2 separate regions of the Homo sapiens genome follow, and region 1 is linked to region 2. Evidence: chromatin loops called from intact Hi-C (ENCODE). Cell type or tissue: K562. All regions are shown on one strand. Links, peaks and the distances in the headings refer to the core of each region. The heading gives the core; the rest is flanking DNA.

The links. Hi-C counts contacts between places; a loop is a spot of excess contacts. Peaks named below come from ENCODE experiments on the same cell type or tissue, not always from the same donor. Only the 100,000 strongest peaks of a DNase experiment are listed, where the experiment ranks them.
Region 1: a loop joins it to region 2, with 4 times the contacts of the local background. A loop is called at or near these places in 26 of 110 quality-filtered maps.

The regions. Positions count from the first base shown.
Region 1 is chr2:131,152,179-131,156,697 of GRCh38, reverse strand. No RefSeq gene overlaps it. Among named protein-coding and RNA genes, the nearest start is that of PLEKHB2, 49 kb to the right of the region's middle. RefSeq lists enhancers at 1-101, 2,075-2,344. In K562, for the core only: a CTCF peak has its summit at 2,527 (motif pointing left); a DNase peak (open chromatin) is centred at 2,507; H3K27me3 peaks cover 354 bases.
Region 2 is chr2:131,402,344-131,406,862 of GRCh38, reverse strand. LINC01120 (long intergenic non-protein coding RNA 1120) reads right to left here and starts at 3,962. Exons shown (of 3, transcript NR_036499.1): 1 at 3,612-3,962; 2 at 1-1,650. In K562, for the core only: no CTCF peak of the experiment used is centred there; no DNase peak of the experiment used is centred there; H3K27me3 peaks cover 1,544 bases.

The DNA of each region.
Region 1 (4,519 bases), core at 1,076-3,575, 250 kb after region 2:
AATTTGGAGGAAACAGAAACTGAAAGTGTAGCTCTTCTGTCTGCAGCCGGTCCACCCCCACCTCCCCGCAGCCTTCCACCCTTCTGCCCCCACCTCACAGGGTGCCCCAGGTGTCCCCTCATGCTCAGGCATGGTGCCACCGCCTAAGGGCCAGTCTCCACCTCCAGCCTCCTAGGGGCTGAGGGCCTGAGGACCAGCACAAACTCCTTGGCCTTTCCTGTTTCATGGTAGCAGGGCTTCTGCTGCCTTCAAGGTGTGTCCCAGGAAAACCAGCCAAGACTTCAGCCCTGAAGTCAATGCTGCCCCCTCGAAGATAGCCTGAGTGTTTGCCACAAGTGACATGCTTAGGGTCTTAATCAGGCATTACTTTCCAATCCGCGAATGTGGGACAGAATGTTATTAATCAACTCCACAACTGCTGAGCGTAGCGTCCAAGCTGGCACCAAGGTCCGTTGGGACCTGCCTCTGGGAGAGGGTGGCTGAGAGCCCCTGCTGTACTGGCATCTCCCGCTCTGAGTCCTCATCTGTAAACGTGGTCCTCAGAGCAGCCCTGAGAGCTCTGCGCCCAACAGTCTTCTAAGTGGTCCCGTGTGTGTTCGTTCCTCACTCCAGCAACTCTCTAAGGCTGACGCTGTCATTGTCCCATTTACAGACGTGATTGCTGAGGTTCAGGGAGGATTTTGGGGGAGGTGGAGGCAGCTCGGCCTTTCTCTCTCTGGAGCTCTCCTCTGGAGACCCCACCCAGCAGGCGCTGCCTCCCAAGGCTGGTGGCACGGCTTCTCTTACAGACCCGGTGTTGTGCCACGTGGCACACAAGACCCAGGACAGCCAGGCCTGGACCACTCATGTAGCTGACTCAGGGCCAGGTGTGAATTGGGAGTGGAGATGATAATCACCTCTCTGGACATTAGATGCAGGGTGCAGGAGTGACGGTGTGGGGGCAAAGAGCGCGCGCACGCGCACACGCACGCACACATGAACAAGCACGCACATGCACGCACGCACACATGAACACGCACGCGCGTGCCTCAAGGCCAGCTGCGCAGTGTCCACGTGGAGCCTCCTGAGGGCAGGACCGTGCCCCCTGGCTCCCTCGTGCTGCCGGGCCGGCCGCAGGGCCGCAGCGGACACCGATGAGGGAAGGACAGCCCCGCAGAGAGCGGAAGTAGCGGGCGCGGACCTCGAGGGGCTGGACCCTCAGCCTCCACCGCGCCTATGCTCAGGGCCGGAGCTGCGCGAGGCCCCCTGGGAGAGGCCCAGCCCCTGTCAGGAGGGGTCTGGGGAGGGAGGCTCCAGAAGGTGCAGGGAACTGGACTCACGGCCTCCCCCATCCCCAACTCCAGTTCACTCGGCTTTCCACTGAAACGTGGCAGGGACACCGATGCCCTCCACGTGCCCAACCCGCCTTGCCCCCGCGCCCTCTGTTGCTACTGTGCCCAGGCCTCTGAACTGACCTCCGGACATTCCCACTCGGATGTTCAGCAGAAATCTCGCCCTTCACAACCACACTCCTAAGTCTCTGCCCCACAGCATCACCTACGAGCACCCCCGCACAAGGCCCAGGAGCTCTGCCAGAAATCACTTCCCCCCACCCGATAGCCGCCCTGCAGCCAGCCATCTCAAGGGCTCCCGCGGTGTGGCCACACAGCTGCCATCCCCAAATCGCTTTCCAAAGTTCTCTGCCCTCGCAGCCCACGGCCCATAGCCACTCCCGCCTGAGCCCGCCTGCGGGCCTCGCACAGCAGCTCCTCGCCTGGAATCCAGCGCACGCCCTTCCGCGACCCGGGCAGTCCTCCCGATGCTCTGCCCAGCCCCGCTGGGAGGATAGCGGCTGGGTTGGTGTGGCTGCAGGCAGAGACCTTGCCTGCCCTACTCAGCCTCCTCCACCGGCGCCCGGGAGGGTGTCCAGTGCGTCCGGGGGTGTGGGCTGGCCTTGAACTCAGGGGAGCTGGAGTGGGCAAGCTGGGAGGGGACTGTGGGCAAAGCCTGCTGGGCTGTGTTCAGTAGGAGGCTTTTGGTCCACCAAGCCTGTGGTGGCGGTTAGGGACGTGTAGTTACAGGGCCGGGCAGGGCCTGGACCAATAGCCCAAAGTCGGCCTCAGCATTGGCACAGCAGGACAGGCCTTCGGAGGCCCCACCGTGACGACGGGACTGGGTGGAGGGTCAGAGGCCGTGGCCAGGAGTCACAATGGGGACAGAGCAGGGTGGTTGGAGAAGCCTCCTAGGGCAGAATAAGACAGTGAGGACTCGGCAGTAGTAGAGGAGGAGTTGGGCGTGCCCCGCAAATCTCACAACATCCCACTAGGTGCTGTGGGGCTGTCCCTGTCCCCACCACACAGGACGCTGACATATCTGCCACCTTCGGGCCCAGATGACTCACCCTGAGCAGTCAGAAAAGCACAGGGAAGCATTCATCCTGTGAGAAGCTCAGAAGCCCTTTACCCTCTCAGGACCTCTCCTGAGATGTAGCAGGGGCCAGGCTGGCGAGGGAGGTGTGGCAGCCGGAACATTCCTGAGGCTGCCCTGACACCTGGTGGCAGCCCTCAGAACTAGCAGCTGCACAGAGGAAGTGCCGTTGAGCAGGAGTGAGCGCAGGAAGGGGGAGAGAGAAAGGGGGAGTGGGAGAGAGGGAGTCCATTCTAGACCAGTGGTCCTCAAATTTGAACCTGTAATGGCATCACCCTGAGGGCTGTCACTGACTTGGGAGATCCAGAACTGCTGGAAAATCAGCATTTCTAAGAGGCTCCCAGAGGCTGCTGTGCTGCTGGTCTGGGACCAAGCCATGGGTCTGGGAAAGGAATGGAGGGATGTCTCTGCTCCTACTGGGTGCCTACTGGGTGGTACTGTTATTACTATACCTTCCTTATAAAGGAGGCCACTGAGGCTAGAGAGGCCACGTTCCCACGCTATCCACATCCATGCCCACAGAAGTGATAAAGATTTGAATTCAGTGCAGCCCCAGAGTCCTCCCTAGGGGTCCCTGCTGCACATCTGTTGAGCAGGTCATAGCCTGGGTGTGTCTGCACCAGGTAGGCAAGACGGCTCCTGAGAATGGGCCCTGCCTAGCACGCCTGCCAGGGGACTGAACCAGGAACACACAAGCTGCTCACCTGGCCTCTGACAGGTTAGTGAAAGAACTGGGCAGGGCCTGCCTGGGGTGCTACCTAGGAGCACCTAGCTCACTGCCCTTTGGAGGTGACCCTGTTTGAGAAATGTCATTCTGATGACATAGCAGTGGAGGGTCTGATGGAGCTGCCAGCTCTCCTGGGGCCCAGGAGGAGGTGCCTCTCACCTGATTCCCACTTCCCAGGCAGGGGCACGCCCAGAGAGCCATGCAAAGCCAGTGCTGGGCCCCTTCCTGCCTCCCACTGGCCAGTGACTGTCCCTGGACTCAGCAGCACCACAGGAGGGGAGGAGGCCGTACTGTCCAGTGTCGCTCCTCAGCATCGTGCTGAGCTGGAGGGAAGGCCAGGAGGCCTCCTAGAGGAGGGGACGCCTGTCCAGCAGCTCAGTGGACATCAGTGAGTTGAGCAGGGAGGGAGAGGAGAGAGGAAGGCAGAGGCCTCAGAAAGGGCAGGCCTTGGAGGCCAAGACCAGGGGAGTCAAGGCTGCACAGAATCACCTGAGGGCAGGTGGAAATGCAGACTCGGGCCACCCGAGACCCCCTCAGGACGTTGTGGCTTTAAGTCCCAGGAATATGCATTTCTTTTTTTTTTTTTTTTTTTTTTTTTTTAGATGGAGTCTTGCTCTATCGCCCAGGCTGTAGTGTCGCAATCTCAGCTCACTGCAAACTCCGCCTCCCAGGTTCACGCCATTCTCCTGCCTCAGCCTCGTTGAGTAGCTGGGACTACAGGCGCCCACCACCGTGCCCGGCTAATTTTTTGTAGTTTTAGTAGAGACGGGGTTTCACTGTGTTAGCCAGGATGGTCTCTGTCTCCTGACCTTGTGATCCGCCCACCTCGGCCTTCTAAAATGCTGGGATTACAGCTGTGAGCCACTGCGCCCGACCAGGAATATGCATTTCTAACCTGCTCCTGTCCACTGGAGTTTGGACCTCAGGATTCCCAAGACCTTGGCAAGGTGGCCAACTTGTGCCCCCAATACCAGGTAAAATGAGAGCAAGGTGGCAGAGTAGCCTCTGCCCCAGCCCAGCCCACACTGCCTCCTCCCTGCCTGCTGGGGTCCCACAGGTCCCAGAGCCAGCCACCAAGCCAGGCAGGACCTCAGGCCTACCCAGGTGCCTCAGGGTACACCACATCTGTCCCTCATCTGTAAGCCTGCATCATAAGAAACATTTATTGTCAGTAGTTACAAAGGTTCCCAGCACCACTCTCCATGCCTCCCATCTGTGCTGACTCAGTGAATGCACATCACAGTCCTTCAGGGTGCTCCTACTGTACCTGTCGTAAACAAAAGGGGAAACGCAGCGGCGAGCCGCCCCCCAGAGCATGCAGCTGGTAAATGCCCGGTGATGGCTCAGGCCAGGCATCACTGCCACCATGCCTCATTACCCCCACCT
Region 2 (4,519 bases), core at 865-3,364:
TATTCATTATAATAGAAATAATAAAATAAACAGAGAACAAAACAAAACCAAAAGCTGCTTCTTAGAAAAGATAAACAGAATTGATAAACCTCCAGCCAGGCTAACCACAGAGAAAAGATAGAAGACACAATTTATAAATAATGTAAATAAAAAGAGGAATCATTCCTGCTGATCCCATGAATATGAAGAAGATAATAAAGGAATACTTAGAATAAATCTATGCTCACAAATCTGACAGCAAAATTCCTTCAAAGGCAGAAACCATAACTACCCAAAGGAGACTCAGATAATCTGAGTAGGCTTGTATGTATTATAGAAATTAAATCAACAATAACTTTTTAAAAAATGCCCAGTAGATTTTACTGAATTCTACCTAATTCTTACAAAGGAAAACATAGTGTTATTATACAAAAAACTGATTAAAATTCTAAACATTTACCCAGTTAAATTTTAAAATTACACCCATTGCAAAATCTGCACAAGAATGAGGGCAGCTGTATTCGTAATTGCCTGAACTGGAAGCAGCTGAGATGCTCTTCAGGCGGTGAGTGCACCAACCCACACCATTACATGGACCCAATGGAATACGATTCACTGATAAAAATTTGTAAGCCATTAAGCTACAAAAAGATATGAAATCTTGCATGTATGTTGCTAAGCGAAATCAGTTAGTCCTAAGTGGCTGCATACTTTATGATTCCAATTCTATAGAATTTTGGGAAAGAAAATCCATAGAGGCAATAAAATAAATGATCTATAGTAGTCAGGGGTCCTAGGAAAAGAAGAAAGGGATTAATAGGTTCAGCATTGGTCATGTTTTGGGTGTGAAACTCTTCTGTCTGGGTGATGGATGACATTACGAGTTTGTCAAAATCCATAGGCTGAACAACACAGGGTGAGCCTTAGTGCAAACTCTAGACTTTCATTAAGAAGAAGATATCGCTATTGCTTCAACCACTATAACAAATGCACCACATTCATGTAAGATGTGGTCACAAAAAAGATACTGAGGGGGGAGGGTATATGGGAACTTTCTGTACTACTGCAATTTTTAAGTTAATTTACAAGTTTCACATGATGTCCATTTGTTTGAAAATGTGGCAACGCTATCTCAGGAAGAGTTCCATTTTAGCTAATGTCTAACAATCAGCTAGACATTATATCTAAACCTTGCATTAATATCTAAACCTTGCATTGACGTGTTCTTTACTCTTAAAAGTGAACCAAACTTGAAGTGGAAATACATCTTTACTTCTGCATTTGTAGCACTAGTGATTGACTTGTACATTTAAATTGGCACACATGAAATAAAGAAGAATATAGTGTAGCAATTTTAGAGTTATCTGAAGTTTGGGACCCTGAAGAATCTGGAATCCTTATGCTTGCAAGGGTGAGTAACTGAATTTCTACAGTACCTTCAGATGGCTCCCTGCCAGGGTGCACACAGGAATGGTCTGGAATCCTTCTGCTCCCAAGAGTGAGTAACTGAATTTCCATAGTACCTTCAGATGGCTGACTGCCAGGGTGCACCTGAGGATGAGGCCTGCAGCGGAGCACCACGTCTCTGAAACTGAGCTGGCGGACCGTCGATTTGTGACGGACAGTGGATTCTTTGGAGCCCTCAGGATCTTGCATCTTGGAGGCAACACTCTGGGAAATGGATTAAATAAAGACAACTGTTGATATCTTGCTGCAGAAGACCACAGAGAAAGGAGGCACCGTTTATTCACAGTTTAACCCATTTCCTGTGTTCCCCGAGAACACTGTGCTCCCAGCGAGCTGCACTTTTACTTTCTAAATGGGAAACGGGTTAAGTCAGGGGTTCCCAAACCCTGGGCCACCGATGGTGTGTGGCCTGTTAGGAACCAGGCTTGAGCAGCGGCTGGGAGCAAAGCTTCATCTGTATTCACAGCCGCTCTCATCACTCGCATCACCGTCTGAGCTCCACCTCCTGTCAGATTAGCCATGGCATTAGATTCGCATAAAGTGCACGTGGCCTGGATCCCTGGCCTGTGCAGCTCGCAGTAGGGTTTGCCCTCCTAGGAGAGTTGTATAATTATTTCATCATATATTACAATGTAATAATAATAGAAATAAAGTGCACAATAAATGTGCTAGGTTCATCCTGAAAGCATCCTTCCACCCCATCCCGGTCCACTGAAAAATTATCTTCCATGAAAACAGTCCCTAGTGTCAAAAAGGCTGGGGACCACTAAGTTCAGTGTTTGAACCATTGTCCCCTGTTCACCATCTGCAGAAATAAGCCTCCTGAATCTGAGTTGGGCGTTAGGAAGAACTTGCACTGTAGGTTGCACTTAAAACCGTGCAGACCGACTGTGTAGGCAAATCCCTGTACTGAGATGAGACGAGGTAGAAAGGTGGCAGATGGGAGTGACCAAGAGCACGCGGCCTGGTGCACAAAGGTCTGGCTCAAGTCCTTATTGGGAAGCTACATGAACCTGAGAAGTTCTATAGACCCTTCTGTGCCTCAGTTCTCTCTTCCGAGTGTGGAAGTTAACTGAAATGTGGCCATCAAGGCTGGTGCTTAAGTGATTTAGGGAATTAAATCTGTGACCCCCACTGTCTTCTGACTACTGATCTGAGCAGGCTGAACTAAGGCCTGCCTGAGAGTGGGCAGTGTCTAAATGAAGTTTATTGAATAACTTCAAAGTCACACCTGATCAGAAGGGCACTCGAATTTAACAAGACACGGCGTGTGTTCAGTCATGAGTGAATATTCTACTATAGAAGAAATGTAAGCAGAAGAGCTAGTAACTTGAGCAGGGGGGTACCTGGCTCTAACGAACAACATGGGAGGTTTCCTGGTCACCTGAAACAATTAAGACATCAAAAAGCCAAGAGCACAAAATCGTGCTGCCTCTGAGACAAACATTAGTATTTTAGACCTTTAAAAATAAGCATTTTAGTATTACAGCAGCAGAATTAGAACCTGCGGTGGGGGAGGCGGCGGGGTGGAGTTAAAGGGGCTGATGAAAATTTGAAGGAGAGAGTTATCATCCCAGCCTGGAAAAGATGCACCTTTTCCAGGAGAAAAGAAACAAAAGGCAATAATATGGGACCTGTAAATTACGTGTAAAGAGACACAGTAAAAGTCGAACTTCTGAGGTATAAATCTGAGAAGTTTAAAAAATAATAGATTTCAGAATGAAAAATTATTACCTCTTGTAATTTCATTGAGAACAAATTAATATCTTAAGAAAAGCTTATTTTTTAAATCAAAATTTTAGTTTGGTATTAGTGTATTTTTAATATTGTAGCTAATTTTAATAAGACCTTGTAAATAAATCACTTACCCTAGTCAATTTTGACTACAAAGTAAGATTTTCATAAACCTTTTATAACCTCTAATGATTTTTTCTATTTTGTAACTTTTTATATCCACCTGATTGTATTTATCTTTTAAAAATGTCTTTAATTTAAAACAATCCCTCGAAACCTCTTAACTAGGCTATTATGTTTCCCATCAGAAAATCTGTTTATTTTCTTAAAAAACTCTGGATTTAAGATGTTCCGATATCTGATTTAAGATTTTCACATCTCTATTCAGAAGACTTTGGCCTGTAATCCCCCTTTCATGGAATGTCTCTTACCGTATTTGGTATCAAGATCTCCTGATATGATGAAGGCAGTATTGTTGTGTTTCTTCTGGATCTATTCTATGGAAGAGTGTGTACAAAACTGGCCTAGGAAACAGCACATTCTTATAAACAGAGAAAAATATTTAAGGCAAAAAGCTTCATAGGACCGAAAATACAAATTGAGTCATAAAACTATAAAACAAATTTGTAAATCTGTAGACAAATTGGAGCTGGGGAAGTAAAAAGAATAAATTAAGAAGACATTTTAAGTACAAGTGGCCCACGTGAAGAAACTGCAGTGAGAAGATGGAAAGCGGCAAAGGCCACCTCCCATCTTTACCAGCAGTCTCCCAGGTGGCAGTTGAAACCCAGTGGCAGTTGGGATGGAGGGCAGGATATACATCATCACATGACCTCCGTGACAGGTCATCACAGAATATTCAAATGAACACAGGAACACGTGCCACACTCTGGGGTCCAACTGCCGCTCTCTAGACCAGTGCACTTTCACAAGGACAAGGGGCCACTCAGAGTCCACGCTTCATTTCAAAATCTGAATCCCAGACCCACAGTGTTATTCTCTGTGTATGAAACAAATGTTAAGGAAAAAAGACTTGCTTTCAAATATATTTAGTAGTGAAAATTTCAGGGTGAAAACAGTCAAAACTAGTATGTTCAGAATAAAATGAGGTTCCTTCCTTGATTTGAAACATTATCCCCACCCATTTTTACTATTCCTGAGTCATCAGAAATTTCTCTATTCAGAAATTTTAAATTTGTTCCAGATTAAAGTTTAAAATGCCTTACCATAAATTCAAATTTTAAAAGTCAATCTCTAAGAATATCTCACAGTAACTGTATGAAATCTTCTCTTATCAGCTATCTATGTTATCTACTGTTTTTCTCTATGCAACTAAGTT